7 separate regions of the Homo sapiens genome follow, and regions 1, 2, 3, 4, 5 and 6 are each linked to region 7. A link is a loop called in an ENCODE intact Hi-C map of the cell type or tissue named here. Cell type or tissue: ascending aorta. All regions are shown on one strand. Links, peaks and the distances in the headings refer to the core of each region. The heading gives the core; the rest is flanking DNA. Region 1 has its middle 220 kb from the start of FAM76B. Region 2 has its middle 140 kb from the start of FAM76B. Region 3 has its middle 220 kb from the start of SESN3. Region 4 has its middle 25 kb from the start of FAM76B. Region 5 overlaps SRSF8 (serine and arginine rich splicing factor 8). Region 6 has its middle 110 kb from the start of SESN3. Region 7 has its middle 84 kb from the start of FAM76B.

What was found. A loop is a pair of places that touch in the nucleus more often than their neighbours do. Peaks named below come from ENCODE experiments on the same cell type or tissue, not always from the same donor. Only the 100,000 strongest peaks of a DNase experiment are listed, where the experiment ranks them.
Region 1: it touches region 7 in a loop (2.8-fold over the local background); 19 of 110 quality-filtered maps call a loop at or near these places.
Region 2: it touches region 7 in a loop (2.6-fold over the local background); 11 of 110 quality-filtered maps call a loop at or near these places.
Region 3: it touches region 7 in a loop (2.4-fold over the local background); 8 of 110 quality-filtered maps call a loop at or near these places.
Region 4: it touches region 7 in a loop (3-fold over the local background); 34 of 110 quality-filtered maps call a loop at or near these places.
Region 5: a loop joins it to region 7, with 3 times the contacts of the local background. A loop is called at or near these places in 44 of 110 quality-filtered maps.
Region 6: it touches region 7 in a loop (1.9-fold over the local background); 22 of 110 quality-filtered maps call a loop at or near these places.

Annotation. Positions count from the first base shown.
Region 1 is chr11:95,565,867-95,570,387 of GRCh38, reverse strand. No RefSeq gene overlaps it. Among named protein-coding and RNA genes, the nearest start is that of FAM76B, 220 kb to the left of the region's middle. In ascending aorta, for the core only: no CTCF peak of the experiment used is centred there; a DNase peak (open chromatin) is centred at 2,301; H3K27ac peaks cover 2,897 bases.
Region 2 is chr11:95,645,435-95,649,955 of GRCh38, reverse strand. No RefSeq gene overlaps it. Among named protein-coding and RNA genes, the nearest start is that of FAM76B, 140 kb to the left of the region's middle. In ascending aorta, for the core only: no CTCF peak of the experiment used is centred there; a DNase peak (open chromatin) is centred at 2,445; H3K4me3 peaks cover 640 bases; H3K27ac peaks cover 3,659 bases.
Region 3 is chr11:95,451,623-95,456,143 of GRCh38, reverse strand. No RefSeq gene overlaps it. Among named protein-coding and RNA genes, the nearest start is that of SESN3, 220 kb to the right of the region's middle. In ascending aorta, for the core only: no CTCF peak of the experiment used is centred there; a DNase peak (open chromatin) is centred at 2,153; H3K27ac peaks cover 2,285 bases.
Region 4 is chr11:95,762,103-95,766,623 of GRCh38, reverse strand. No RefSeq gene overlaps it. Among named protein-coding and RNA genes, the nearest start is that of FAM76B, 25 kb to the left of the region's middle. In ascending aorta, for the core only: a CTCF peak has its summit at 2,134 (motif pointing right); no DNase peak of the experiment used is centred there.
Region 5 is chr11:95,067,981-95,072,434 of GRCh38, reverse strand. It overlaps SRSF8 (serine and arginine rich splicing factor 8), which reads right to left. Exons shown (of 1, transcript NM_032102.4): 1 at 1,210-4,454. The coding sequence ends at 4,360. Among named protein-coding and RNA genes, the nearest start is that of SRSF8, 3.3 kb to the right of the region's middle. RefSeq lists a silencer at 2,542-2,601 and enhancers at 3,774-3,833, 3,844-4,023, 4,331-4,440. In ascending aorta, for the core only: a CTCF peak has its summit at 2,584 (motif pointing left); DNase peaks (open chromatin) are centred at 2,554 and 3,664; H3K4me3 peaks cover 2,276 bases; H3K27ac peaks cover 1,552 bases.
Region 6 is chr11:95,336,217-95,340,737 of GRCh38, reverse strand. No RefSeq gene overlaps it. Among named protein-coding and RNA genes, the nearest start is that of SESN3, 110 kb to the right of the region's middle. RefSeq lists enhancers at 2,248-2,975, 597-4,136. In ascending aorta, for the core only: no CTCF peak of the experiment used is centred there; DNase peaks (open chromatin) are centred at 2,137, 2,237 and 3,107; H3K4me3 peaks cover 1,496 bases; H3K27ac peaks cover 3,169 bases.
Region 7 is chr11:95,703,068-95,707,588 of GRCh38, reverse strand. No RefSeq gene overlaps it. Among named protein-coding and RNA genes, the nearest start is that of FAM76B, 84 kb to the left of the region's middle. In ascending aorta, for the core only: a CTCF peak has its summit at 1,857 (motif pointing right); a DNase peak (open chromatin) is centred at 1,868; H3K27ac peaks cover 2,177 bases.

The DNA.
Region 1 (4,521 bases), core at 257-4,256, 140 kb after region 7:
AAGCTAAAATGTATAGGAACATCATCCAGATCGAAATGATCTTGACAAGTTAAAACAGTGAACTCAATTACATGAAATTTTATACGTTTTAAAAAGTATATCTTCTAAATATATATTAAATGTATAAATTATATATTTATAGAGTATATTATATAATATACTCCTAGATTTAAGCAAAAAAACAAATGAAAAAATTATGAAAAGAAATAAAAAACATTGCTCGATGGCCAATCGAGCAGGTTTTACAGGCATCCCCCCAGGTGGGGGAAAAAGGTTTTAGGAAGGAAAGCCACAGATGTATAATGTAACTGAGGGTAAGTGTGGTCATTTTACACGTGGGTGCTGTAGATGGCTAAACAGTTAGGATGTGGGGTGCTGGGTACAAGAGGCAATGTCCCTGTGCTAGCAGTGAAAATGATTTTTGCTTTCTCTTTCCTGCACCCCAGGACCAGACACATGACCCAGTCTAACCAGCATACTCCACCTGATACAGGGAGAGGTTCGGTGATGGACATGTAACTCTGAGCCCAGCAAAGTTCTCCCTGTGATATTATGTTGCTAAAAGAGGACCTTTCTGTCCATGCCGAGAAATCCAAGGTATCTGAGGGTCATATAATCATGCTATTAACAGGACTGAAAATCTGAATTCTCTACCTCAAATAAATGTTAGTAGGAACCAGGCAAAGAGGTGGGAAAAATAGCAGAAGATAAGATTGGGACCCAGGAAGATCCAGAGAAATACACAAAGACCACCTGATGTGTATTTTACTCAAATTACTTGTGCCTTATCTTGTCTGGTATATTGTTTTGAGTCCCTCTGAGGCAGGGACAAAATGGAAGCGGTTCTTTGAGAGCTAGAAGGATGATAAAGAGCAAGGTCTATTTCTAAGACACAGAAACCCTAAGAACAGGGTAATTATTGTTGGGAATAAAGTTTTTGATGTTGCAAAAAAAAAAAAAAAAGAAGAATTAAAATGGGAACAAATGATCTCTCAGCAAGGCAAGCTTTACTTTCTGCAGAAAGGGTGCTACTCAACAGCTCTCCAGTCACGAGAGCACACCAAACAAAGGAGACAAAGTTATTTATAACCTGATGAGTCTACCCTATTCTGTGTCCAGTTTCCATTGGCTGGAATAGGACCTCACATTTTACACTTTATCTGGTTGGCTATTAGTTTAAAACTTTTTTTAACTGGGTAAGGGGAACAGAACAAAGAAAGAAAAGGAAGTTGCCCAGGGATAGTTAAAGAAGCATCTCCAAATAAGGAATGGCATGCGCTATGGGCTGGGGCTTGTCTAGTTCTGTCCAGGCATGCCAGAGCAAGCTAGGACAGCTGATTTGGAATATATATATATATATATACTAATAGTGGATAGCAATCTTATAGTAGGAAATTATAACTTTTTATAATCTTTGAAGAACTTTCCCATTTCTCACAATCTTTAAAGACCATGGCTCAATCAATAAGATCTTTGGCACTGTTTATTAGCAAATTGGCCACTTATTGATTGAATTTTTAAGGAAGTTGTACTACCAGAAAAACCCCAAGCCTGTAACTTCTCAATCCAAAGAGCCCATAATGCTCCAAGTCTGCACCCTTAGCAAGTGAACTGTTAGATTTGCTAAAGGTGGGTGGTTCCACACAGAGAAATCATACAACACTCTTCTTGGACATGGCCACAGATGACAAGGAAGAAGCAGAACTGGGAATGCTGGGTTGGCCGTCTCAGTCCACTGCAGGTGGGGATTCCTCACTAATTCTGTCCATGCATGTGAGATATGATGTAGATCTCTGCATGTTGCCTTAACTTCTCTCTTTTTCCAACTGGGAGTTTGAATTAGTCATATTGTATTTCCCCTTTATATTGAACACACTTTTCCTGTGGAGGAATGCTTTAATAAATCATCACTTAGTAATGGGTTAAAGTCCATAGGAGTCACATCTGGTTCTGCACTAAAAGAATGCTTGTCATTTGGAGATCCTCAATTTACAGCTAGATGCAGGAAACATGGGCAGCTAAGTATCTCCTTTGGTAGAAGAGGCATGTCCTTTCTTTCCTGTCATAGATGGGAGGAATTGGCATCATGTGAGGGGAGTGCATATATGGGGCAATTGAAACATTTTTTACTATCCAGGGTCCCTTTTTTTGAGTAAATAGTCTTATTTCATAGTAATTCTGTTCGGTCCTATAGTTCAAGGGGAGCTGATTCCTTTCTCCCTACCTACTCAGTCCCTAGGAATGAGTGTTCGACCAAGAACTGGTGGGTCAGAATCCCCCATGCTCATAGCTACAGTGATTGGTTGACAGATGTATGTGTGACACACATCAGGTCAGGTAGTCTTCCCAGGGTCATTGAAACTGCTGGATTCAGCTGTGCATAAACATCTCTGGTGGACTTCTCAATTACTCCATTCTTAAAAATCAAGAGAATTTGAGTCTAAGAGCTGTGACTTGTTACTGAAAGTTTCATGACTAATACTCAGCTTCTTATAATGAAACTATTTCCTAACATTCAGAGCTTACCAGGAATGAAGTGGTCTATTTTGAGTTCCCTTTCCCTGGAGGTGATCCAGTAACTGGATGGCTGTATCTCTATATGAAATGCGTTTGTTTGCTACTTAAAGGGAGACATCTCTAAATTTCATCCAGTACTATACCCAGCTCTAGGTCCATTGCTCTAGGTGTATTGCCCTAGGAAAGAGTAATTCTTTCCGTCAAGTCTGACATGACTCTACATGGTGCCGAGGGATATATTCCCACGGGTTCCTGAATGAGAAAGAATGGATGGAGGTGGTTTTAAGTAAACCATCAATAATACGTGCCATACCACTAAGCAGAGATTTTTTTCTTTCTTTTTTAATTTTAAGATCCAGGGTACATGTGCAGGTTGTGTAGGTTTGTTACACAGGTAAACATGTGCCATGGTGATTTGCTGCACCTATCAACCCATCACCTAGGTATTAAGGTGACATGCATTAGCTATTTTTCCTAATGCTCTCCCCCCACCCCGGAGAATTTCATAGAGAGTATTTGATTCATTCTTTAAGGTTCCATTCAGACCTTATATGTTCTCATTCTATAAAATAAAAATTAAACAAAATCAGCCAGGTGCAGTGTCTCACACCTGTAATCTCGGCACTTTAGGAGGCCAAGGCAGGAGGATTGCTTGAGTCCAGGAGTTTGAGACCAGCCTGTGCAAATAGTGAGAATCTGTTTACACACATACACACACAAAATAAAATAAAAAATCCAGGCATGGTGATGCGTGCCTGTAGTCCCAGTTGCTCAGGAGGCTGAGGTGAGCAGATTGCTTGAGCCCAGGAAGTCAAGGCTGTAGTGAGCTATGATTGTGCCTCTGCATCCCAGCCTAGATGACAGAGCGAGACCCAGTCTCAAAAATTAAATAAAGTAAAATAAAATCAAAATGAAAATTAAACAAAATCAACTTAAAAGTTCTTTTTCCTAGTCTATTTTGTTTAAATGATATCTTCTTGCCTATTCCATCCTAGAGTTAGTACGTAGTTGCTCTAACCCCTTTTTCCACCGGGCATTAATCTATCTTCATTTCATAAATAGTAAGTGGGTACTGGGAATTCTCAAGCTTTATATAAATTGATACAGTTTGAGTTTACCTGGTTTTAGTGGAGATTACTGCCATGGAGTACAGATTTTTGTTATGAGGCATCTATATAAAGACATTTTAATTCCTGGAGCAACTTAGATTGCAAAAGGTTGAACATTTCCTTCTGTTACTCTTTTAAAAATTAATAATCCTAGTGCCTGTGGTTTGTGAAGTTTTATGAGAAGCCACGAAGAGAAGCTGTAGTATGAAAGGATGCTTATTAAAACCTACATACATTATGTATGAATTTGCACTTTTTTTGACCTCCTCTGCTGGAACTGTCCCAATCCAGATTACACCAGGCTGAGCTGCAAAACTCAGAGAAAACTACAAACCTTTTTAATTGGGGCATTAGGAAGTTTCAAAACACCAGTTCAAGAAAGCCTCTCAAGGCTTTAAGTTTCTCAAAATATATAAGCCAAGTTCTTGTGCAAATGCCATGTTCCACCCTGAGAAAGATAGCTGCAGTAACATTGAGCATGTCAGGCTGGCAGCCTCTCAAAAACAAGGATAGAAAGCCTGATTTTGTAGTCTTTATGAAATCAGCAAAATTAGGAAAATAATAAATGCATGGAATAGGGTTCTTCTTTGAGTTTATAAACTATAGATTCTCCATTTATCAGGCTTAGTGGACATAAATGAATAGTTGGTTAGTATAAAGGGAAGATAAAAGTAACATGGAAAGAACAGATGCTTTTTTTCAGGCACATTTAAAATTCTCAGAACCAGCTGGTTTGGAATTCTGGAAGAAGCCTTAATCTTTTAATCTGGTGAAAGGCATCTTTGCAGCTTGAAAGGTACAGAGACAAAAGGGGCTGCTTGTCTTCTCTAATAGCTGAAAGCTCCCATTTGGTGAGAAGGGGATGGTTTAAATCAGGCACGCAAAAATAAATTAC
Region 2 (4,521 bases), core at 311-4,310, 58 kb after region 7:
CTGCACACATGGTCGGGATACAGGTCTGCCTTCCACAAGTGTGGCAATCAGCAATGGACTTGTTTTCTAATTCATTTAGAGCAGAAGGGCAAGCTAGTTAATAAAGAGCGTTCTAATACATGAAAAAAGAAGCTCCATTGCTTGAATAAAAAGTGGCACGTGTTGTATAGCAGTGAGAGTCTGAGTTCTGGAGTGAGATCCAAGTTTAAGTCCTGCCATTTGCTAGTTGGGTAATTTTGAGTAAGATACTTAACTCAAAGTTCTCCAGGCTTTGATTTCTTTTTCTGTAAAATGGAGATATTAATCGAGACATTAATTACTATTTTGGGGATAAATTAAAGATACTATTTGTTATATATACTTTGTGACAGGATACATGTTATCATAAATGTTAAGGAAATGTTGTAAATCTTAGGTAACCACTTGCTTTTCTGTTCTTCGATGTTTGCAAGGAGGAAAACATTTTTCAAGATATGTTACTAGTCTGTATTATCATTTTCTTTTTTTTTCACAATCCTTTCCAATTTGCAAGTGGATATCTGCTGGGCAAATGGGAGTAAGCGAACCAATAATTAATTTAAAAAAATGTTACTGATATATAAATAGATTGATAGCTTAGTGAGGCGGCACAAAGCTCAGAAATAAACCTACATTTGTACAGAAGTTTAGTATGTGATAAAGGTGACCATTTGAAATCAGACGGCATTTGGTTGAAAGTACACTCTTGTATGACGTATGAAATCCCCACATGTTCTGCCACCATTATTTAAAGAAGAGACATGAATTTTGTCTTTAAAAAATTAATAAATTATTACAGGATGGCGAACTGAATCGTCTTCTTAAATCCTCAATATAATCAGAGAAAAGAAACTTTGAAGTCAGTACATCCATAACAATGCTGAAAATTGAGAAAGAGTGATATAATGAATAGAAACTTAGAAGAATTTCTGAATAATTGAAAGAAAATGGAGATCAGATTAATGAAAATATTAAGACTATCCAGATATTCGAGGAAAAGCAGTGATAAAACATAAAGAACCTAGAGGTAGAGGAAAAAATCAGAACCAGTGACCCAGGAAACAGAAGAGAACTTTAAGAACATTTAATGTTATAGGTAGAGACATTTAAGAGAATATTGCCACCTCAAAATAAAAACAGGCTGCAATGAAGGAGGAAGAATAAAGAACAGCTCTTATAAATAAAAATCAAGATTGCTAAATTTTTAAATAGAAGACCTGAAGACCAAATTATAGATCTCAAAGATGAAGATGATAAAATTTCCAAAAATGTAGAGAGCAAAGGGGAAAAAATTATGAAAGAAAAATTAGAAAGCAAGGAGATCATATCTAGAAGTTCCTGTCTGTTCATAGTATTTAAAATGGTTAAATGCTCCTGGGAATAGACTGATAGATTAGTGTGGCAGCATGGAGTTCAGCAACTGATCTGCATTTATATGGAGATTTATATATGATAAAGGTGGCATTTTTAATCAGTGGGCATTTGGGGAAATAGGGCTTATTGGTCTTTTGGAACATTGTTAGTGCCCTACTCCACTCCTAAGTTATTTGATTAAATGGAAAACTGATGCAGATATGCCAGAAGCTCTTGTAACCAATGCTTCCAGTTTGTAAAATTTTAATGTTTATTTTCTTCCATCCTAAAAGTAGACTTCACATTCCAAGGGAAGGGGAAAATGGAGTAGAATGCAAAGGGAGGTTTAAGTTCTGCTTTAGCAGGCATGAGTAGGGAAAAATAAACAGTTGGGGAATTTTTCCAGTCCTGTCTGCTGTTCTGCTCCATTAATGATAGGCTGTTGCTCTTTTACAAAACTAAAGAATAGGCACTAGGATGCAAATCTCATTCTCTTCCAGTTTTCAGCTTTCCTTGAGAAGAGGGATCCACGAATATTCCCCAGACAACTTACATAACCTTGCTCAAATAGAAGCTCAGAGTTGCGGAGTGCAAAATGAAAGAAAAAGGCATAAGGTTGCCTCAACCATTTTGTGAGCTGAGAGCAGAAAGGAAACATTGATTTTATGTCTTACATATTTCATGTGCATTAGAAGGAGGGAGTGAAAGCCTGACATGATGCTCAGTCAAGGGACTAGATTTACCATTTACTTAAACTAGCGTGTGTAGGTTCTCCACAGTAATTAAACTTAAATTTGTGTTTAACTTTTAGCACATTAATGTAAATACATTCTAAGTCATCAAATGCCTACCTTAGTACTGCCACATAATTTCTGTGTTGGAGTTGGCTTTTGTGTTTACAACTTTATTGGCCTCAAGTGGAAAGGAAAAGAACAGAGAAAAAAATAATATATTAGGGAAGGCCAATGGCATCATGATGCAAGCTATGAGTAAAAGTTTCACAGTAACTTAAATAAAGAACTGTGATGGGAACATTAAGTTCTCTCAAGCACACAGTAGCATAGGCTGCCAAACCAAAAACATTCCTGCTCTGGCATTCAGGACCATGGTCACAGAGAAAGGAGTGATTTTTATTTCAGCAAGTAACATCCTCTGTCACATTAAATTAATAGAGGTAATGTGAATTATATTGGTTCTGTAAGTTCATAGTTGGGTGCGCATAAGAAATTTATACCTAGGTTTATGTTTGCACTTCTATTTAAATAGCATTATGATAAAAATAATTTAATTAAAAGTAAACACTAGTGTTATGAGTACTAGTATTTTTATTAGCCAGGACACACATAAAATTTGATCATCACTGACCTTAGTAGTTCTGCCAGGCTACAAAGGTGGTTGCACAGGGCTGAGCTGGAATAGAAACTAGGGCTCAGGTAATTTGGTCTCCCTGTTTCTTCATGAGACAAGCCCTCCTTAGGCTGTTCTCTTTAATTTCTAGCCCATTCTTTTTCATGTTTTAATTTTCTATTCACGAGTAAGTCTCTCTTTCCTTGGTGTTTACTTAGTAATGTGTGCTTCTTAGCAGATGGGAGAACGGGGTTTTTTGAAAGAGCAGGGCTTGGGGTTTCTGGTGAGAAAAAAATGGGAGCTAGCTCAAAACCAAGTAGACCTAGTGGCACATAAACACGATCCCAGACAGTTCCAGAAGCCTCTAAAATAATCCCAACCATTTTGTGGGCAAGACAAGTGCTCTGGTGAGAATTATGACCACTCCCAGACAACTAACAGTTGGCAAAAATCCTTCCCTTTAAGACAAAGAACCCATGGCTCCTGGAGCTCGTATGGGGTGAGTGTTAATCAGATGGAAAGATGGTGCATGGTTCAAATTAAACTAGAAAAACGATCAATGAATTTATGATGAGAATATAAGTATATTAAGCAGATAAAGAGCTCTTGGTTGCTGATTAGTGCATTCCCTCCCTATAGTCATTTGTGATAAGAATGTTACATGGTGGACATGTAATCAGAATCAGGAGAGTTAGATAAGTTGCCTGTCTAGTTAGATCAGAACATGATGGACTGAGGCAGCCATCTGTTTTCAGGGGTGCACACTTGGCACAGAGACCTAATACTCTTCACAAACCAAGGGGCCCTCTCTTCTAGACAGGGGTTGAGTGAGCACAGCCAAATTTGCTTCTGTGTCATCTTTTTTTTAAAATATTTTCTTTTCTGAACAGTCCCTTTCTGATTGGTGTATGTTTCTCTGAATATGCTTATACTCTAAATCTGCTTATAACTAGTGCTTGCCAGCCTGTGTCTTAGTTTTTAAAGCAAACTTATATAAACCAGCTTTGAGACAGTGTGTTCATTTTATTTTTCTCTCAGAAGGTAATTGCCTTAGTTCATGTTTGCTGTTATAACAGAATACCTGGGACTGGGTGATTTATAATAAGCAGAATTGTATTGCTTACAATTCTGGAGGCTGGAAAGTCCAAGATCAAGTGGCCAGCATCTTGTGAGGACCTTCTTGCTGTATCATCCCATGGTAAAAGGCAGAAGGGCTGAGAGAGAAAGAGAGAGAGAGAGAGAGAAAGCAAAAAGGACTCAAACTCTCCCTTTTATAATGAACCCACTCCTGCAATAACAGTATTAATCCATTCACTGTGCCCTCATGGCCTAACCAACTCCCGTTAGGCCCCATCTCCCAGCACTGTTGAATTGGGGATTAAGTTTCCAACACACGCTTTTGGGGGACACATTCAAACTATAGGAGTAATTTTGTTAATTTTTTTTTTTCAAGTTCTTGGCATCCCACTGTTGCTTCAATGTACCACTTGTTTCTTTCTTTTACTTTATTCAAAAGAGATAAAACTATCCTTGAAATTCTGGAGAGCTTTGGCACCTCCAGAATTTCCATTTATGAAGGGCTTGGGGGCTATGATCTAGTGGGAATTGGGGGTGGGTAGAGTACTACTCCAAAGCTGATTTTGGGGAAAGGCACACTGCTTTATGTGGAAAGTGTATTTATTTGGCAGTAGCTTGAAGCTGTGTTTACATAGTAATCATGTTTTTACTTGAGTTAGATGTTTATTTAGAGTTGATTTGGGTTATGGGGCTGATGAAGATTATAGGCATTTCTGCCTTCCTAAG
Region 3 (4,521 bases), core at 339-4,338, 250 kb after region 7:
CCTGGATTTGGGATGGAGAAATAAATGTGGGAGTTGTTGGCATGTGGATGGTGTTTAAAGGCATGAGAGCAAATGAAATCACCGAGGGAGAGAGGGTAGTTCGGGAAGAAAAGAAGACAAAGGACTGAGTCCTGGAGCCCTCCAATGTGAAGAGGAAAAAGCTTCAAAGCCTCTGAGCAGCAACAACCAATGAGATTGAGGGAAAGGCAAGAGGTGTGGTATTGTGGAAGCCATGTGTGGAAGGCACATGAAAGAGGAGTAGCTGCATGACCACCACATTGAGCTTCCGGCTGAGGAATTCTTGGAAGACGGAGGGCTCTGGGTGCTTCTCTGGAATGAAGATACGTCTTTCCTCAATCTTATGTATATTAATAGAAAAACATATGGTCTTAATCTTTGCCAGAGGATGTCCATGAAAAACAGGGAAGTTGATCTGCTGCAGAGGAGGGGCCCTTTCACGTCCTTTTGCTAGAATTCTCCACGGGGCTGTTTCCAGCTCCCAGGACAGGAACCTCAGCCCCACTGCTGTGCAGCAGCCTGTGCTTCTCCACAGGAAAGAGAAGCACCACTGCTTGGAATGTTGTAGACACCAGGAAATGTTGGGTAAAGAGCAAGGGAATGAATGAAGGAATGAATGAGTAAATCAAGAGTAACCATGGTTAGAAGCTGTGGTTTACAAAAGAGAAAATGAAATAAACCAGGCAAATATTGGGGCCTGAGAAAGAAAAAAAAATGTGGGTGGCTTGAAGTAAAAAGTTTTCTGTAAGATTTGCATTGTTCACCACCAAGGCCTCTACCCGCTGAGACCTTCTCACCCTCTACCCCACCCTCAGAGACCCAGCTCCCCATTCCCTGTCCTAACTCTGCAAGAGTTCCTGGTTCTTCCTGAGAGGTAGATGGTCATTAAACATGGGGGAAAACAACCTAGATTTAAAGTGCAGAAATCAGCTGGATTATAATCTGAGTTTCATGAGATCGTTGTGAAGATTTTTCTACAATGAGGTTTATGAAAACATCTTGTAAACTCTAAAGTGCTATCCAAATGGAAGGACATGTATTTATTTTCCAGAGGTTAGCACAGGAAATATTCACTGTCAAATAGTGTCAGAAGGGAAAAGAGAGAGCTAAAAGATAGCTTCACACCAAGGGAAATGCAAGGTGGAGGCATAGACTTAGGAGAAAGGTAGCAAAGTCAAAAGAGAAGAGCTAGTTGCAAGACTGCAGCCATAAATTGTGTTGGGATAATGCCTTTACTCCCAACTCTTTAGTGAACTCACTGCATTGATGAGATTTGTGGCTCAAGTGGATTTGATTTACCCCCAAGTAAATTGGCAGCTTTGAGGTAGATGACATGCGATAAGGGAGGCCACGTAGTCTCAGGAGTGGAAGCTCTGAGAATGCTTAGGAAGTGAGGCTGGGAGACAGTATAGCAAAGAGCTTTTGATGGACACTCACTGTGAAGTAGAATTCAGGCCAAAGAGTAGGAGAATCTCTGAGGGGAAAGCAAGCCTAGAGCGGAATTTAAGTCACACACTTGTATACAGTAGGGAGTGAAAGATTTGGTATATATAATAGATGCTGTAGGACCTCAAATGAGATGACTAGAGTAATATCTAGAAGGGATTCATTGAAGAAACACTTTCTCATTTTCTACCTTCTCTCCTATGCCCCTAAATCTATTACCATCTTTGTTTCCCTGTCATCCTCTCTCTTTTCCTTTTGTCCTGCCTGTGCCTGAAGGTGTCTATGGTTTTAAAGATTGAGTCTAAACAGCGGTCTCACCAACGCCCTCCCTGGGTCACTCCCCTCCTTTGCCAGAGCCGGCATTGGCACTGCTGGGAAAGAACTCTGCGCAATGCAAGGCAGACTGCATGGACTCGTGCCTGACCCTATCCCCACCCCATTCCCATGCCATACTATTCACCCTGTCAGACAAAAAGGAAAAATGCTGGCACCATGCAGATGATCCAGAACAATGTCCACAGTTTCCAATATAAACTGTGCAGCTCAGGGCTCCCACCCTGCCGAGCGTCCAGTAACTTTTGCTGAGCCATCCAAGCCCAAGGGAAAATAACCCACTGTGAAAGAACAAAGGCAGCCTTAGCTCAGGCCTGTCCCCACCAGTCAGGAGAGGCAGGCGACAGCACCTCTGGGCCAGTGCGGTCCCTGGAGGGCGGCCAAACAGGCTGTTCTGAGCATGACAAGGCAAGGGAGGGGCCCAAGAGGCCCCAGTCAATGAGAAATAGATCTGCCTGAGAAATAATAATGAATGAAAAGGCGCAGTGACAAAGCCTTGCCTCCGAGCTGGTTTGGCACACCCTCAGATCTAATGATATGTTCAGAAAGAAAAATCCACAGGCAAGATTTGGAATCCTTTAAGCCAACTAGTCATCCACAAACAGGCCCAATGATCTTGGTTTTACCAGCAGGCATTCCAAGAAAGGGCTCTTGGGCCTGACAGCTGTCCTTCTTCAACAGGCTCAGCACTTGTCAGTGCTGGAATGTGAAATAGCCTATTTGGGAGCAGAGGGATGGACTAGATGAACCTATGAGCTCACGTAATTCCAGGTCAAACAGGCAGTGAGAATGAGACTAGTACCTGTGACTGTGAAAAGACATACTGGTGAGGGAATAGAAGCAAAGATCAGAAGGAGGGGTCAGGAGGAGCAGGGTCTTTTTCAGTTCTCAAATATTTGCTGAGCTTTCCTTGAGACTTGAGAGCTGAGCACAGTGAGGTTAGGGGACAAAAATAACAGATGCCACCCCACTCTCAGAGTGCTTATGAGATTATCTACCTAAAAGTGCCTTAAAAAACATTTTAAGGGGGTCAGAGAGTATTATTGTCATTACCAAAGATGCCTGGAGATCATCTGACTCTGGATCCAAGTCTGATAGCTTGGTGGAGCTGCTTGGAAGTGGGTATTGAGTTTGTGAAGGCTTGCGTGGGTTCAGGCTCAGCAAAAGGAATGCGTTGATTCATTAGTGCTGTTTGTAATGGATAGAAGGGAATGCTACATATCCAATGACCTGAGTTCCAATCTAATTTGGCCTATTTTACAAATAAAACAGCTGAGTTCCGGGAAGAGGAGATGGCAAAGTTGAACAAAATGGGCACTAGATTGTCACAGCTAAGCCTTCGCTCACCCTGCCCTGGGAGAGCAGGACAGATGAGCAAACTCCAGGAGATGCCGGCGATGCCACACAATCGCACAATCGTAGGGAGGAAGAGAGAAAGGAAGGGAGGGGCTGGGAAGGCTTCTAGAGGCCACAAAGCAGCACCATGTAAACACATACGTGGTTTCCAATGAAACAACAGCTCCCACTTAACCCTCCTTCTCTTTTCCTGACCATGGAAGGTTGAGGTTAGGTTGCCAGGAAAGTGGCAAAACTTTCCCATAGATCCTACCCTGGGTTGAACTTTGAAAGAGTATTATAGATTTCTTAAGAAGTGAAGTGTTACAGGCCACAGTTTATGATGATTAGGTGAGAGTTAAAGCACACATTTTATTCTACATCATAATAGAGCTAGTTGTATACCAGTCCCTCTTTGTGAAATTAAAGATTTCATGAAGATATTATCCCTGCATTACCCAGCAACTAATAAAATTGTATAAAGAGTAGGCATACAGTGAATATTTATGAATTAGACAAATAAATGAAGACATTATTAATATCATTTTTAGGGAATCCAAAGATTAGCAGTTAATCTTCCAGCCAGGAGAGAAAACAAAAACACACTTGTAGTATTAAGTTTATTAAATTATGGAACTGCTCACTCAGCCATTCCAGCCAAGGAGCAAATAATCATAATCATAATCACTAACATTTATTGAAGAATTACCATGTGTTTTATGAGAATAAATACGTCAGGACAGATTAATTGTTTTAACAAGCAATTCTAAAATATCAGTAGTTAAACCATAATCCAATACAGATTGAGAGGGGCAGAGCGGGGAGTGCTATGCTCCAGTCATTCAAGGACCCAGGCTCCTTCCATACAGTGGCTCTGCCTTCTCTGAACCCTAGAGTTCTCTTCTGGATCCTCTGAATCTACCAGTAGATGAGGAAAGAGAGGGTATAGAGGATTATAAGGAAGGTTTTGGGGATAAGCCTTCGATAATGTAGCCTATATCTCTTCTATCCACATTCCATTCATCAGAGCTTAGTCACAAAGCCTCACTTAGATGCAAGGAAGTTGGGAAATGTAGTCTATTGGTGACTCATGAAGAAAAGGGAAAAGGTTGTTGGGTATCTAGCAAGTCTCAGCCACAAAGCATTATCTCATTTAGTGCTCAAGACAGCCTGATAAGGCAGATGTGATTTTTATTCCCATTTTGCAGATGAGAAACTTGAGGCTCAGAAATTAAAATAATTCCCAATATCACACATCTAATAAATGACAGAATTGAAAGTTGGTCCTAGATCTGACTCTAAAGCATATATTCTAGACCCACTAAGTTATGGACCTTCATAACTGAGGTTTTTCTCTTTTCCTTCCTATTTTTCTCTTTTCCTTCCTCA
Region 4 (4,521 bases), core at 325-4,324, 59 kb before region 7:
ACATTAAGGTAAAGTATTGATACACAAAGCACTTTACATAATATAATAATAGATTTATAATATGACTTTTAATCAATTAAAAATAATACATAAGGTAATATAAAGGCTAACTACCTTTTCAACTTTGGAGCATGTCCCTTGATGCAGTCGATGAAAATTCTATTAGGGTTGATTAATGGCATCATAGTTTTCAGCCATGGAAACTTTTTTTTTTAAATAAAATCTTATCAAGAGTCCCAATATATAAAACAAAAGCTGATACACTGGTTGACGTCGAGGCAAGGATTGGTATCCCTTTCATAGTAGGATCAAACATGGCAGATGCTGGTACTGTGTCCTTGATCCTTGATGCGACATAATTTAAATGTCACAGTTATTTGAATTATATCTGAGTTTTTGCTAATTTTTAATTGAGAATCTCAATGAGTGATATCTTACTGTATAGACATTTTCATTTCAGGGAGGTGAATTTCCTGTTAAATTTAATTATCAGTTGAACATGTGTTATGTGCTGCTATGCACCAGTCACTATGCTAATTACTACAAAGATGCAAAGATAAATCTTATTCCCAGGAGCTCATAATCTAGAAGAGACAGCTAGGTAAATAAATCATTGCAGAAAGTATAATAAAGTATAGATATTCACAAATGTTTACATTAGGGAGGGACTTACTAAGATGAAACCATTTTGTGTAAAGAGAAAAAATGTCCAAAGGTTCATGACTTCTAGAACATCACATTTGCCTGTTTTTTTTGTTTGTTTGTTTTGTTTCGTTTTTTAACCCCTTACCTTTCGTGATGCTTTTCAGTTTCTTTTGTTGGTTCCTTCTCTTATCCCTTACATGGAATGGTTGGAGTTGCTCAGGGCTCTTTTTTTGCTTTCTTGGTAAACTCATTAATATTACCTATAAGCCTAATGACTCCCAAACTTACAGTAACGGCCTAGACCTCTCCCCCTAATTTCCAGAATTTCTATTCAATGAAACTTGGTATCTCCATCTGGGTGTCTTACAAAGGCTCTCAAGTTTTACACGTCCAAAATGATGTACTCTTTATCTGCACTCCCCAGTCCAAACAACTACCAAGGCAGCCACTCTGCTATCTTCCCATCTCTGATAATGGCAACTCAATTTTAGTTGTTACAGGCCAAAATCCTTGATGATATTGTTGACTCTTTTTCTCCCACTTCATGGCTGTTCTTTGAAAAGTTCTGCAAGCTCTAACTTCAAGTTTGACCTTTTTTTTTTTTTTTTTTTTTTTGTCATCTCCAATCCTAACTGGTATCTCTGTTGTCTGCAGTCTGTTCTCAACAAAGAGTGATCCTATTAAAAGATGTCATGTCATGTTATCCCTCTATTCCAGTGGTTCTCAACTGAGGGTGATTTTGCTCCCCTGGGGATATTTGGCAATGTCCGGAGACATTTTTGATTATCACACTGGTGGGGTTGGGGAGAGGTTGCTACTAGCATCAAGTGAGTGGATGCCAGGGATGCTGCCAAATATTCGACAATGCACGAAACAGCCCTATGCAATAAAGAATTTGTTAACTGAAAATGTCAGTAGTCTCAGCCGAGGGTTGAGAACCCCTGCTTAGTTCATTGGCACTGCTATAACATAACACCTTAGATTCGGTAGCTTATGAACATTAGAAATTTATATCTCATGGTTGCAGAGGCTGGGAAGTCCAAGATCAAGGAATTGGTAGATTCTGTGTGTGATAAGGACCCATGCTCATAAACAACCTTCTTGCTGTGTCTTTACACGGTGGAAAGGGCAAGGCAGCTCTCTGGGGCCTCTTTTTTAAGGGCACTAATCCCATTCATTGGATCAGATTTCTCATGACATAATCATCTCCAAAAGGCCTCACTTTCTAATACCATCACCTTGGTGATTAAAATAAAACATATAAATTTGGGAGGGAATGCAAACATTCAGACCATACCAGCTGCTCTACTCAAAACTCTAAAATAGTTTTACATCTCAGCTCTTATAATGGCCTAAAAGCCCTGTAAGAAAAGTCTTTATACCACACTACAGCTATTCTCCACCTCTTTTCTTTAATTCTGTAAATATTAAGAGGAAATAAAATGTATTTAAAAGTGTTAACCCTTTTTCTTAAAATTCCTACCTATTTCCACTAGGGGGAGGGCTTCACTACTAAATAATACAGTATTTTCACTTGCCACGTTGTTACAGGAGTCACTGTAATCAGAGCAAGCATCCTCATACTCTTTGTAACAATGTTTCATTATGTACGGTAACCCATTTTCAGATGCAATTTATTTTTCACAATTCCAGTGTACATTTTTTTTTCCATTCGATAAAAGTGAGTTTTAAAATATAATTTTGTCTTTGAATGGATTGTTTTTGAATTTGCAAATACTATTTTAAGGAGTTGCTTTAAAGATTTCCATACTGGATTTTTTTGTGCACATTTCTTTCCCTCTAAATCCAGTCCTACTGATGCACTAGGTGCAACATTTATTTGGTCCCTCCTTCATCTATCTGTGAGGAAGTTCCTGCACCCAGTATACCCAGGGGTAACATAATAGGTTAAGAAATCATCAATTCTAAATCAGAAGCCTACTATCTCCAACTAAGCCATTGTCTCCTAGAGAGACATGACATGGGCACTGCATTATTGAGCTTTTCATTGTCAATGCACCCCTGGAAGCCTGGAATTCTACAGTACACAACCTGTGCAGCCATGAAACCAAGGCTGAGGCTTGGATTACCCCCTGGGCTAGAAATAGGCTTTGAATCAAGCCATCGCATGTATTAAATGCCTCCTAAATGATCGTTCTTTGTAGATGTTGCTCATTTTTGCACATTCTATGTGACATGAATTTTTCTTCAAGAGGATTATTAGGCCTCCCCTATTATTCATGGAACAATGTCTACTGGGACATCAAGGGTTCATAAGGGCTGGACCATTCACCTTCTGTTGTGACCCCCTCTTTTATCAATGCAGCTAGAAAAACTGTACAGTTTAGAAAATACCTGAAAAGTGATGACTGAAACTGAAAACGATGAGGTGGAACAGCAGTGAGAAGGTAACCTGAGAAACCTGGAAAGTAGCTGAAAGGAAGGTGGGGCACTGGGAAAAGTGGAGTTCATACAAAAACCAAACACCAGCCGGGTGTGGTGGCTCACGCCTGTAATCCTAGCACTTTGGCAGGCTGAGGCGGGTGGATCACCTGAAGTCAGGAGTTTGAGACCAGCGTGACCAACATGGAGAAACTCCATCTCTACTAAAAATACAAAATTAGCTGGACATGGTGGCACATGCTGGTAATCCCAGCTACTCGGGAGGCTGAGGCAGGAGAATCGCTTGAACCCTGGAGGCGGAGGTTTCAGTGAGCCGAGACCGCACCATTGCATTCCAGCCTGGGCAACAAGAGTGAAACTCCGTCTCAAAAAATAAAAATAAAAGAAATAAAACCAAACACCAAGCCAGCATAATTACTGCATCCAACTTTTGTTTATATTAAAATGACTTTTAATACAAGTGTGACTTAGTCTGGGGTCATGGCATAACCATTCTGTAGCTAGGTGCTTTTATAGTCAAACTAACAGTCAAAACTCATAACCAGTAAATATATATATAATATGTGTTTGTGTGTATATATATGCTAAATGAAGTCTGCATTCTTATTTTCAAATTGTCTTAAGTTCTTTTTGCAATATACATTTTATTCAAATGGAAGGTTTAAAAATGGCTGCAGGAATTTAGAGAATTTTAGAAATCATTTCCAAGTGCCTCTCAAATGGAATGAAATGTATTTAATATGGTGTTTTCCTTACATCACCTTCTGATTTCCTTCAGCATAGCAACTCTGAGCAATCAGAAGCCGCAATGCAGGCCTCTGATGTCATCAGCTGCCTGCTCCTATGGTTACCAAGATGGGCCCACAATTTCTGATCATCTATGTCAATGAAGTGGCCTGTTTCCTAGACTATAAGTATGTGAGTAGTTTTATAGAGTGGAGGGATAAAAGGGCATTTGTCCGTATTTAATTTTTCCTTTGAGTAAAGAAGTAGGAGGATTTTGTAATATGACTTATTTTTAAAACAAAATGCACGTTTTCTGTTACCTCAATAGCTAGGCTTTCCATATACTTATCTCAAAGTACTAGAGTAAGAAAAGCTTTAGGAGCATTTGAAAAGGAGTGAAAAACAAACATTTTATTTGGAAATAGGGCTGTGAATTCAGCTTGGGCATACAGATCACTTATCATAGGATATGAGATTAAAATTCATGATTGAGACAGCAAGGTACCAATAGATACCAAGGTGAGGTGAGCCACACTCAGAAACTTGCAAAACGGAGGTAGCTGAAAACTCAGGACACAATTCTTATTCCCTCACCAGAACTGAGGGGCTAAAGAGGTTGAGAGTGGTACCCAGGAAAAGATTTGGAGAGAGATGAGATGTAAGCCCTTCCTGTCTATCCAAGGAGGTAGGTTTGGGGTGTTTTCCCCACCAGAAGTAAAGATTTTCAATGAATTCACCTGAAGAACT
Region 5 (4,454 bases), core at 455-4,454, 640 kb after region 7:
AGAGCAAGATTCTGTCTCTCTCTGTCTCTGTCTCTGCCTGTCTCTCTCTCTATATATATAATACATAATTACATTATATATTTATATATTATATATAAGTATACATAATATATATGAAATATAAATAAAATATATTTTAGACTTTATATATATTCTATTTACATAAAATTATATATATGTTATATATTACAGACTATATATCTTTTATATCTTCTATATATATCTACATCTTTATATATGTATATGTATGTGTATACATGTATATATACACATACACAGTATGTATATGTATATGTATATATCTCAATAGAAATAAATAGTGAATCCAGAAGTAAACTTACCCAGTATGGATACTAATATATGGTAGAGGTGGCAGATTGGATAGGAAAGGAGTTTTCAATAAATAGTGCTTTAAAAATTGATATCCAAGTAGGAAAAAAATTATGTTAGATTTTTACCTCACCACATGCACAAAAATCAATTTCAGTTGTGTTAAAGTACTAAATGCTGAAAGACAATACTATACTGAGTATAGGAAATAATATATGAAACTATCTTTACTGCTTCAAATTAGAAAACAAGACATATAAAACACTAACCACAAAATGTTTGAAGAATTTAGCTACATTAGTGTAAAAATAACTCATCAAAAGACATCATAAAGTGAATTAAAAAACAAGCCACAGAATGGGAAAATATATTTATAGGGCATAAAGACAAATAAGATCCAGATACATAGAAAATACCTTTAAATTGTTAAGAAAAGACAGGTGACCCAATAGGAAGGTGGACAAATTATTGAAAAGGCACTTCACAAAGGAGGATATCCAAGTGGCTAAAAAACAAACAAATAAAAAGCTACAACCTTTTGGTAATCAGGGTAAAGAAAATTAAAACCAAATGAAATACCACTATATACCCATCAGATTTGCAAATATTAAAAGGTCTGACGTTAACAAGTGTTAATGAGGATGTGGAGCAAGTAGAATTCTCATCAATTGATGATAATAGTATATATTGGTAGAACTACTTTGGAAAATAGTTGAAAATTATCTAACAAAATTGAATATGTACTTGATCTATAACCCAGAAAATGCACTTTTGGGATTGATACCTGAAATATATATACACGTGTACATCAGGTTTTATGTATAAAAATATTCATTGCTTCCTTATTCAGAATAACTAAAATAGGAAACAACCCAGATGTCCATCAATAGAACAGTAAAAACTGAATTATGATTTATTAATTAGTAAAACACTACACAGCATCAAAAATAAACTCAGCCACATGCAACAATACAGAGAATCTTAAAGACATAGTATTGAGCAAAATAATCAGTACACACAAAATTCCACTTATACAAAGCTCAAAAACAAAATTAAGCAATATTTTTAGAAATGCACTTATAAATGATGACTGACCCACTATCAAGGAAAGTATTTAACATTGCTCTGAAAGTTCTGGAAATTCTTGATTTTCCTTTCTCAATTTCTACACCCATCACCACGCCCAGTCTTCCCCAACTCACTAAACAGCACCGTCATCCATTTAGCATTTCAAGCCAGTGAGAAGTCATCCTTAATTCTGCTTTTTCATTAATTTCCCTACTTCTAATCTATTACGTGTCTTATTAGATCTAAGATCAATATATTTCCTGAATATGTCTATTTATGTCCATTTCCAACACTACCACTGAAGTCTAAGCCATTGTCACCTTTCTTTCTGGATTACTGCAATAGCCTCACAGCTTCCACTCTTGACCACATACACTCCATTCTGCACTCAGCCCTCATAGTGATCATTATAAAGGATAAAATGGTGTGGCCAGTTAGCTCAGTTGGTTAGATCATGGTACTAATAAAATGCAAAACATGTCACATCACTCTTCTTCATGGGTTCATGTCCTCTGTGGGTCAGGTCTTCCACATGTAGAGTAGAGGTAGGGTATGTTCACACCTTCAATGACAACTACACATTTCTGCTCCAACAGGTCCAAAATTGTTCCTAGGTTTCAAAGTTGTTGTTTGTTTGTTTTTTTCCTTTTTCTTTTTTTTTTTTTTTTGAGATGAAGTTTTGCTCTTGTTGCCCCGGCTGGAGTGCAATGGCGTGATCTCGGCTCACCACAACCTCTGTCTCCCGGTTTCAAGCGATTATCCTGCCTCAGCCTCCGAGTAGCTGGGATTATAGGCATGCGCCACCATGCCCAGCTAATTTTTGTATTTTTAGTAGAGACGGGGTTTCACCATGTTGGTCAGGCTGGTCTTGAGCTCCTGACCTCAGGTGATCCACCTGCCTTGGCCTCCCAAAGTGCTGGGATTACAGGCGCGAGCCACCATGCCCGGCCACAGGTTTCAAAGTTTTTAACGTATAAAGAGTTGCTGATTTTAACATCATATTTTGGTCACGTTTAAGATGTTCTACAGATATTTTTGCTTCAAAGCTTCAAACTCCAGCTATGCCTGGGTCTCATTCTATCCCCAGAAATTGACAATGCTTCCCTACCCTTAGGGCTGCCCCGTCCCCGTCCCACTCGGTCCCATTTAATAAATATACCTCACCTCCCTTCGCCACCTGCTGGACGCGAGGGGCTACTACGATGCCATGGGTGTCCTGATTTTTTATTTCTCAGACAGGACTGCTCTGTGTGTGTCTTTGGATTCTACGTAGATTTATATTTGTAAAATATTACATTTGTCATGACCAGAAGAAATGTCATTATCGTAAAATTTAGATTCTGGAGTCTATATATGAAAGCAATACTAACTACTAACTGTTATAACAACAAAATGTGGGATGTATATCTACAGACCACAGCCACCTTGCCAGTTCATTCAAGAATCGAACCCTGGATTTAGCAGTTTCTGCACAAAGGGAATGAAATATTTTTAATTGATAATTCAGTCAAAAATATTAATGAAGATCCATATGATTGAAAGAATAAATTTATTCAATTGGCTCCAATGTAATCCTATTGTCACCAGATCATTGACACCAAATTGTTATTTTTCCCTTTGCTAGTAAAGGTATAAGCAGAAACAATTGCAAAAGAACACATAACATCTAGTAGGGATAATGATGAAAGCCAAAAATGGATTATTTGAAAATAATTTTGGAAGTAAAAAAACCATAGGTGTGAGGAAAAAAGAGAGAAACTACAAATAAACTGCATTGTGATAAAACAATAAAGCACATAGCTAAAAGCCTATTAAGGATTTTTTAAAAATTATATTTTGAGAAACACTTGGTGCTAATAATTTTCTCAAAAGTACAAATATCCAAAAGTCATACAGAAAATAAAACAACCTACTTTCCATCAAAAGTTTCTAATTTTATTCTGAGAAAAGATAACACCAAGAAAACAATTTTAACTACAGAAACAATGGTTAGCGTAAAAAATTAATAATCAAAAAGATAAACCATGTTATAAGTACTTAACAAACTTATAAACTATTTCTTCCATAACATTCTCCATATTTTAAGTTCATACATGTTGATATGATCAGATTTACAATTTTTCAGAAAAGACGGGGGAAAAGGTGTGATTATCGTCAGCTAGATGTGCTCACTGCATGCTCCATTATTTATCTGCAAGGCCTGGGTGACTGGAAGTGCAGTTGACAGGCATTTTAATAAACTGGACAGCCATTTGTTCTTCAGGACAAGGCGTGTTTTCCCCAGGAGCAATCAGAAGAAAACAGGAAGCAGCTCAGCACTCTGCACTGCAACAGGCCACCTTAATAGCTAACCAGCATCACTCAACTGCTACGCAGCCGGGCCTGGTGCACAAAAACACAAAAGAGATTAGACCTGTGTTTGCTAAAACCCCAGTCCTTTCACATGAAAAATCTTTATACAAATTTGGGTCACACTACCTTTTAGACCTGGAGGTAAATAAAATTATCCATATTAATTTACACCACCTTTTGTAGGTTTTTAAGGAATGAAGGCAATGTTGAAGCATGTCTTGACAGCGTTAGGCTGTGTGTAATGGCTGCACACGTTTCCTTAAAAGTCAGGAGGCCACAAATTAGGTTACCAATCTGTTCATTTCAAACCAAAACAGTCATCACTATAGAAATAAAAATAAATTTTTGCCTCAAATATCCAAACCCAATAACGTAATCTTAGGTCGTTCACCTCCTAAGTTACAATAAAATGTGAATAACAACAAAACGGCACATAGAATGAATTTTGCCACCTGATGCAAAGCTTCAAACTGGCAAAAAGGTAGAAAAGTGTGACACAACCTTTTCAATAGGCAGCCTCTTCTTCCAGGGACGTTGCTTCCATAGACTGAGTATGTGATCCTTTTCCCCCAAGTCCTCCATCACGTTGCTTCCTGATGCATCATTTTCTTAAGAGGACATCTGTCCTTCCTCTTCAGGAGACTTGGGGGGCCTCTTGGATCGCGACCTTGACTTGGATTTCCTCTTGGATACCCGGGGAGGAC
Region 6 (4,521 bases), core at 236-4,235, 370 kb after region 7:
TGCACCCTCTCTCCCCTAGTTCCCCGCATATGGCCCCCTTCCCCCAGTTCCCTAAAGTCAATGTCGGAAGATGAAGCAGAAAGCAGCAATTCTATGGTATTTCTTTTCTTCTTAGATTTTTCTCCCAGCCTGAAAATTGATCTAGAAACTATTTATCTACTTGTGTCTTTATTCATTCAACATGTATTAGGTGTCTACCATGTACCAGGTACTTTGATGGACACAGGGAATGTGATATAATACAGGTACTGGCATCTGACCACAGAACAAGGACCTAAGAACAGGATTCAATACTTAATGTGTATTTCATTTAGATCAAAATTAAACTAGGGATTATTTACAGTAGCCAAGATATGGAATCAACCCAAATGTCCACCAACAGATGAATGGATAAAGAAAATGTGGTATATACATACAATGGATTTTTTTTTCTGCTGTACAACATAGTACCTGTAGTTAACAATAGAGTGTTGTACACCTAAAAATTCATAAAGAGGGTAGATCTCATTTATGTAAGTGAAGTTACCACCAAGAAAGTGGGGGTGGGGGGACACAAATAATCTTTGGAGGTGTTGGATATGTCTATTACCTTTATTTTGGTGATGGTATCATTGGTGTTTGCATATGTCCAAACTCATCAAATTGTACATATTAAAAAATATATATGTATTCCTTTTATCAATTATGCCTCAATAAAGCTGTTTTTAAAAAATTAAACTAGGGAGAAGTATGTGTGTGTATTTGTGCATGTGTGTGCTATGTGTATGTTTATCTGGATAAACATATACCTGGCAGCATATGAGTTCACAAACAAAAATCAATGTCTCAATGTATATTTGGCTGAAGCAGGCATAAAGGAATCTTGTTGCACAGTGAAAGTTACTTCCACACACTCAGCCAAAACAAAGCTTGCTAAACTCTGAAAAGCAAAGACTAGATATGAGATAGTCATCCTGTTACAAGTTTCATAAGGAGCTAAAAATACAGAAGAGGAAAACAATGATCTCAGCAAGGTAATTGCCAATAGGTGAACAAATGAAGCAGACAGAATATGAGCAGCAATTTGGCAGTCCTGTGGGGAGGGGATGAGTTTGTGGGGCTAATGTCAGTGTGGCATACCACCAGTAGTTACAGTCCAGCAAAACAGTTTGAAACTAGTTATCCAACTACTCCTGACACTGCACTCCTCACTGCCTTAAGACACGCTTAGGGGATAGGGGACAACAGGAGAAAGGTGACAAGCTGACAGGAAGGAGAATATGGGTATCTTTTTTCCACACCTTCAAACATTCCAATTGATCTTTCTTAACTAACATTTTTCCTGTGTGGATTTTATGCGCCAGTGGTAAGCAATGTCCCTTGGACATTCCTTCCCAGGCAGGAAACTTTGTTTTTGTTTGGGCTCAGCCAGGATCTCTGGGCTGCAGGCATGTTGTTTTATTTTAAGAAAGTGGCTGTATTTTAGCTAGGGAGCATGTTTTGAGCAGAGGTTTTAAAGTGCCATCTTCCAGAATGACTTAGGCCAGACTGAAAACAGCGAGGAAGCTGGATAAAATTAAAGACCTCGAGGGATCTTTCCAAGAGCTCTGAGTTGGTGAAAATAATTTAGTGATTAGTCCCTTCAGCATCTTTAGATCCTTTTCAACCCAATGGGTGGGCTAATGCCTGCAACCTCTACAGTTTGCCGGGATTCTGAATTGATCAAGTTACAGTGAAACCACACAGGTACAGAGCTGCTGGCTTGCAAAGGATTCCTCCCTCAGAAAGTTCTTGGCTCCGGCCAGAAAAGAACACTACCACATTTTTCTTGGCTTTTTATAGGGTGTTGATCCAAGGATCTGTTTTTACATTTGAATGTGGCAGTCAACTGTAGCATAATAGATTGCAGACCTTTGTGAAAAATCACTGTGAAGGCTTCAGCAGAGAACTGTGGGCTGGCTGCAGAGAACTGCACTGTCAGCAGGTTAGGAACTGGGCGCTTGTCCATGTTTTCCTTATTTTTAAAGGAGTCATTGACCTTCCACAGGCCTGTATCAAAATGGGGGGAACAAAAATGCTGCCAGACAGGGCGGAATTGGAAGAGGCCTCTTTCAGGGGCTGGAAAGGCCTTCGTTTAGTCTATTTACTGTCATGGAAATTCTGAGTGTGACTTAGAGGCCTCCTTGGCTCTGAGCCAGGTGGAAAGGTTTGGAAAAAAAAAAAAAAGCAGAGACTCAACTGGGGAGTGAGCTGGGTGGGAAAGCAGCTGCCCTGGCACAGCCCCCAGAGGGATGTGAAGAGCCCCAGTGCCTATTGTGCAAAGGCAGATTCAGAAATCCCTGCAAGTTTGGACATAGGTGACAGCCAATGTCACTGTTCCAGAGTGGCCAGGTTTGATAAACATGCTGAGAAGTTGTTAGAATTTGTTCTTGATGAAGGAGGCTTCACCCGACATACCATTCATTCCTTCATTTGTTCTTCAAACAGTCTTTAAGGGCCTACTGTGTTTGAGACACACCACGCTCAGCACTGAGAATACAGTCATGACAAACACAATCTCTGCCTACTATTCTGTAGGAAGACAGTCTAGTAAAAACAGCTACTATACTACAATAGTTAGGCAGACCAGAGCCACCATAGGAGTATTAGAACAGTCTCAGATCTACCCTGCATGGCCTCTCTCCAGGGCACCTCAATTCATTTCATCAATCATCACTGGAATTCCTATCAACCCTGTGCTAAGAGTTTAGTCCCTCCATATTATGGGCCCACAGGATCCAAGTGAATTGGTACTCTCCCAGGTTACAGAAATTCGCTCCCTGTCTAGTGCAAAGGATGTATGAGCTACAACTTGTCCCCTCTCCCAGGGGGATTTGCATTTTAAAGAGGATTATCACCTCAGCTAAAGGCAAGGTTCCCCCAGTGCAGGCTTTTAGGCCAAAGCAGGAAGAGTAGAGAGTGTCTTAGAGAACCAGAAGACTGCCTTCCTAGAAACACAGATGTCACTCCGGGGAGGCAGCCTGCCCGCCCTGGGCTTTAGGCCGTTCTGGAACTGAAAGGGGGTTGGAAACCATCTGGCAGGATACGAAAGAGAAAGCCCGTGGCGAGCAGCCACCGGAGCCTTGCTTTCCTGGGCTGGCCTTCCTAAGCTCCCCACAAGCAAGGACTTGTTTTCTGCTAAGCTCTCAGGGAGTCTAAGAAGGGGTTTACGTGAGAGAGTGTGTGTGTGTGTGTGTGTGTGTGTGTGTGTTTGTGTGTGTGTGTGTGTGTGTTCTACAGCCTAAAGAGAAACTGCACATAGGGGAAGCATGTGAGGTAAAGAGGCCAGAGAAAAGATTCAAAGAGAACAAGCAAGAGAGCCGGTTGGGGCAGGTCTCCAGAGCCGCTATTATTTTTTTCTGGTTGATTATCACAGTGCTTGAAAATGAAGAATAATTTCAGAGGTTGGTGGGGAGGAGGGGCCTGGCTTCTTGGAAGCCTTATTAACACCAGGCGAACAAGACTGTAATTAATCATCAGGGTGAACTTGAGCCACTGGGATGAACGCTAACCCGTTAACCAGCTCTGCCTGGTATTTTTATTTCAGCAAGATCTGAAACTTTAAGGATGTCCTTCTGAACACGATTCCCACCACCACTGCCCTCGGTAACTCAAATGAAGCTTCTGGAGTGAAGCCTTGCAACTGTACTGTCATGTTTTCAACTTTATAATTTTATTCTAGTGACTTCTAGATCTTAACTTTGACTTATCCACTGTGGTAAAGACAAATTGAAAGAATTTGAAACATCAGACAACTTAGATTATGATTTTTACGTATACCAGAATAAGCATTATTTTTTTTTTCTTCCTACTGCTATACCTTTCTTCTTATTGGGCTAGGGTTAATAGAAACAATTCTTATGAAAAGGAAATCTATTATTTTAAAATATATGCGATTTCAGACATTGTCTGAGATGAAGGTTACCTTCATGCTATCTGTGAAGAAAAGTTTGCTAAGTAAATGAGGACAATAAACAAAATCTCAGCCCAAATTTTTTACCTTACTTGAAGAAACATATTGTAAGAACCATAGCAGCATCCATTTACATGTAAACATTTTTATACTACTTACAAATTATTGTCATCTTTCCTTAAAAGCTGACCCTCAAAGAACCTCTAGTTGGTAACGTGCTTCTAGCTTCATTTTCATCACCCTACATATTGGAAATTCATGAAAATGCTTTTCTTCGCAAGCATTCCCCCAAAGCTAATTTGAATTAATGATGTTGGTGTAGTTAGAGTTTGTTTATGGTCTGGTACTGCTAAATTCATGATTGACTATATTACCTGAAAAAAATGGGGTTCATTTGCCTGGCAAGTAACAACTCTCCACGAGAACACAGGTTTTTTCTCAATAAGCATTTTATTATTTGTCACAAAAAAGAAGAGCACTGGTGTGTTCTCCAAGGCAGTGTCTCCCTGAGGGAAAGTGACAGGAGGGTTTTACGGGGCAATGGAGAGTAGAGAGGAAGTGTCAGCGCATGTAGAGGAAGGGTCCCACCA
Region 7 (4,521 bases), core at 307-4,306:
TTTAAACCCTATTCATGCATCAGTTCATTTAATTCTTGCAACAATGTTATAAAGTAAATACTATTACTATCCTCATTTTATATACGAATGCAACACAGAATATTTTAAAAATTTGCACAAGTTCCCAGTTAGTAATGGCAAAGCTGGGCTTTGAAACCTACATGCAGTTGGGCTCCAGAACTGACACACTTCACCCTATCCTGCTTGTCATGGTACTTGCTACAGGCTCTCTTCCTTGATGTGCACGTGCAGTCTAATTCCAGTGATGGGTGCGCGGCCCTTAGTGCTGTTGTATGCCGGTGCCAGCTTGTGTGGGCTCACAAGAGCTAACTAAGCACAATTTTCCCCAGTTCTGCATTCAGTGATGTCATATTAGTAGCTTATATTTTGCCATGGTGGAAATATTTACACCACAGAAATCAGCAAACACTGGAAGTTAGGGCTCCCGTATTCCCGACAGAGAGCTGCGTTATCAGCACCTCACCAGCACTCTACTGTCTTAGTGTACTTTGCATAAAAAATGATGTCATCTGCTTCCCAGGAGAATAAAAAGTGTCTGTTTTCATATGATTTCAGGATTTTTTAGGCTTGTTTCCAAAGGATCACTCATAACACTTATATGGTAGTTGTGCTTACATGGTAGTTACACTCTGTCTACATTTACATTATGCAAATTTGAGTACGTGTGCCTATTAAAAGGAAAACCCAGAGACATAACAATTTCAGTAGTGTGGACAGTTCTACGAACTCTTGCAAGTGGGGAATATTTCTCTTGGAGTGAGCCTAGATTGGCAGGGCTACAAGAGCTCTGGGGCAGTGTAATGTAGGGAAAAGAATGAACTTTGGGATCCACAGGTTCAAATCCTGTTACTTACAAGCTGTTTGACTTTGGACAATACTTTAGTCCCTCTCAATTCCATATTTTATTAGGTATATTAAACAAGAAAACCTATGATGGTTCTGTTCCCCAACACCCTCAATAATTTTTTGTTACCTGCCCCTTTCAAGAATCACTTGGAGGGGCCGGACTTCACCACCTCACAGTGCTTCTCCAGAGGGAGGGAAACCTGTTTAGGCTTGGGTCCTGATATGTAGTCTTGGAAAGATGTCAATGAGGCAGTGTGAGCAGTGACATGGATCCAGAAGCGGAGGACAGACAGCAGCAGAACTGCCTTGCAACAAACACAAGCTGATGGCAAAAACAAACAACAAAACGACTAAATGATGACATACAAATATCAGTGCAAAATCACAGCAGAAATGAACAATGACAGTTGAGCCTCAGCTCCCAACACCCAGCCCGCAAAAGTGCTAAACTCTGAAAATTGTAGCAAAGGTAAACAAGTGCGCTCAAAAACTTTCAGATGAAACTAGATGCTCATTAGAAACATTGTTTTAAAAAGAGGAGGGAGTGAAAAGGAAATAAAGACTATTCTATTATTTTCTGCCTGACTCCTTTTCTGTTCTTCTCTCCACTTCTTTTCCTTTGGGGTTCTTTCTCTTGGTTCTCCTTTGCTCTGTCTCTCTGGCTTGTTCTTTACTTCCTTCTGATTGTCTCTTGTTCTTACTTCTATGTGTGACAGGAGGTAAAGAAATTCGGGTGATAGATTCTTCTGCTCTTAAATCAAGCCATGTCTGATCTTCCTGGAAGGCATCCTAGGACCAGGGGTCTGGGTGGTGAGGAGAAATCCGAAATTCTCCTTCCAAACCTCCAATATGATCCTCTCTGCCCAGCTCCAAGGCTGGCGCTTTCTTCCTCTCAATTTATTTCACAGTCCAGGATACACTTGTCCAATTGGTGCTTTGTAACTGTGAGTCGGCCTGGGTGTTGGCATGCTTGGAGCCGACAAAGAGGAGAAACAGTAGGGGGCGCTCTCTAACCAGGGCGGGAGCTGCCAGCAATGCCTTTCTAGGCAAGGCCGGACTGCGGCTGTATCTTTCTTAAATTCGAAATCAGGAGCTTCCCAGCCCATTAAAGGAATTGACATACCTCAGTTCCTGTATCACTTGCCACTTTCACTTTATTTAGCTCTTTCATGATGTTTTGAGGAGTGAAGGCTGGGAAATTTGTGTCCTAAAGACATTATGCAAGCTTATCTTGGCAAATGAAATTGAAAACTTGATTAAGAGCTCTTCATATTCTGCTCAGATGTCAGGTAAGATGCTAGTCTTTCAGACAAAAACACCTGGCATGCCCGATGAAAGTATATTTTCTTTCCTAGCACTTAGTTTTTGCATCATATTGCTAAACTTTATGGTAATACATAAACAAATAAATACAGTCCTTTCTTAGAAGTGTGAAGAAAAATCTATTTCTGCTTGAGAGGAACCTTGGGAATATTTAGAAGACTCAGTATAAGTGGGGCATGAGGTTGTTCTCAGTAGCGTGTCACTATGGTAACACATGCCCAATAGCCTGGTCCTTGGCCCAGTGAAGGGATAGCACCTGGCTTAGGGGTTGACACAGAGTATAAACTCAGGAAGTGTTGGATTGAACATCCACTTTCTCCTTATTTTATGTTCAAGGGCGTAGGATATTTTATCTTTGTTTACTTTTCCTTTACTTTTTTTTTTCCCCCGTGAAGAATGCAGTAAAAATATTCAGGGCTAAATGGAAACATTAGGGTCACCTAGGGCAGCCCTGTGACATTTTGTTTTTCAGAAGCAGCTGTTTCCCTGTCCTTTCCTATCTTCCCATTCCTCTGTGAATTCCATGATGTTCTCTTGCAATAATGGCCCTGAACTATTCCATTCCACCTGGATCCATTGCCTTTCCTCCCTCTCCTCTCCATTAGAATAACACTTTTCCATGCCTATGAGAAATTAATATGTCAGTTCTTCTGGTACTGTTATAAATTCAAAAATTTTAAAAGTTCATAGTTACATTTTTACTTGTCCAACCACTTGACCCAGTTTTAGATTTGTAAAATATGTTCACTATATTCAAGATCCCCTGGTAGTTAATCTGAAGAAATGTCCTGATCAGTGTTTGAGTAGAAGCTAATGACTAAATTTGTAATCACCCCTTTCCCTCTAATTGCACTTTAAAAAAGGGAGCGAAGAATTTCAGGCACATGGTAGCCTGATGAAGGAGGTGATTTGGGGGTGGGGAGGCCATTTAGTTCTGTCAAATCACACCCTCTATGAGGAGAGTTACATACTGCAACAAAATCTCCTGGGACCCTTCTTCTGCAGCCTGGTGCCTTCCAGTATATAGTAGGGCATATTCAAATAGGAATAATCCTGCTAAAGCAACATTCTGGAAGGGCTGTTTCTAATATTTGCTTACCCTGATCACCAGAACCTTGGTTGTGATTTTCCACTGGGCAGATCCAGTCCAGATAATTATCCATCAAGATATTTTCTTACTGGGGGATTTATATGAGGTGTTACACAAATGAAGGAGAATAATTAAACCCATAACCAAGGAATATACTAGGTTCAACTATGTACTTAACGAGCAAATACAAACACACACACATACACCACCACCACTCCTGCAAATAATATATAGTCAAGCAATTGCAGTATTTCATATCTTAAGTTATTACAGAACTGATAAAAGGTTTATCCAGGGATACCTAAAGGAAATGTCTCTGCCTGGCCCATGTATAGATCTTTACTTCCCCCCCACCTTTTCATCTAATTCTAGTATGTGATTTTATTATCTTTTATGTGACACTATTCCACATTCCCCATAGGTTTCTATTGGAATGGTTACTTCTTGAATCGGAGCACTTAAACTACTTGAGAAGTCTCAGGCTTTCTATCTGCAATTGCTTCGAGTTTACGCCTTAACATGAGTTTCTATCAGCTGTATCTCTTTAGTTCTCATTACTCTTCTTCTAAGCACAACTGCCTGGATCTGTGTCATGCTAGAACTTTTAGAGATTTTCTTTTTTTCAGTCAGCTCACAGCACTGGTCACCTAGGAATGACTTAACTCTTTCCTGTGCTTCACTTCATTTTTTTCAGCTCTCTCATTCAGTGGAGGCAGTGTGAGTAGTTATATAAATAACTCTAGCTTTTAATTGAGAAGAGAACAAATTCCAACTCAATAACTACCTAAAAGTCTTTCCATTGTGAAAATGCCGTCAACTTAGGCATCTTCCTCCATCTTTTTGGTGTGCATAGAATAACCATTTTTGTTTTTGCCTAAAACATGCAGTTTCACAGTTATGCAAACCTGGGACAAGGTCTTTTCTCATATTAGGGTGAGAATGAGGCCAAGAGAGCAAGCAGTGCAGCCTGTGTCATTGTCTATCTGCTGAATGTTGGTAGCCCTTCTTCTAAAGAGAAACCAACACAGAGAAAACAGGCAGTATTGCTAAAAAACCATCTGTGAATGGTGCGGTAGGTCACAGGAAACAGAACATCTTTTGGGGCTCCCCCACCCCCATAGAAAGAATGCAAGACTTGGGACTATTCTATAAACTTTTCAGCGCCTTAATGGGTGGTTGCTGAGGACCCTGGGAATATAATCCAGTAAGTTTTCGCACTTATCCCCTCCCCACCAAATAAA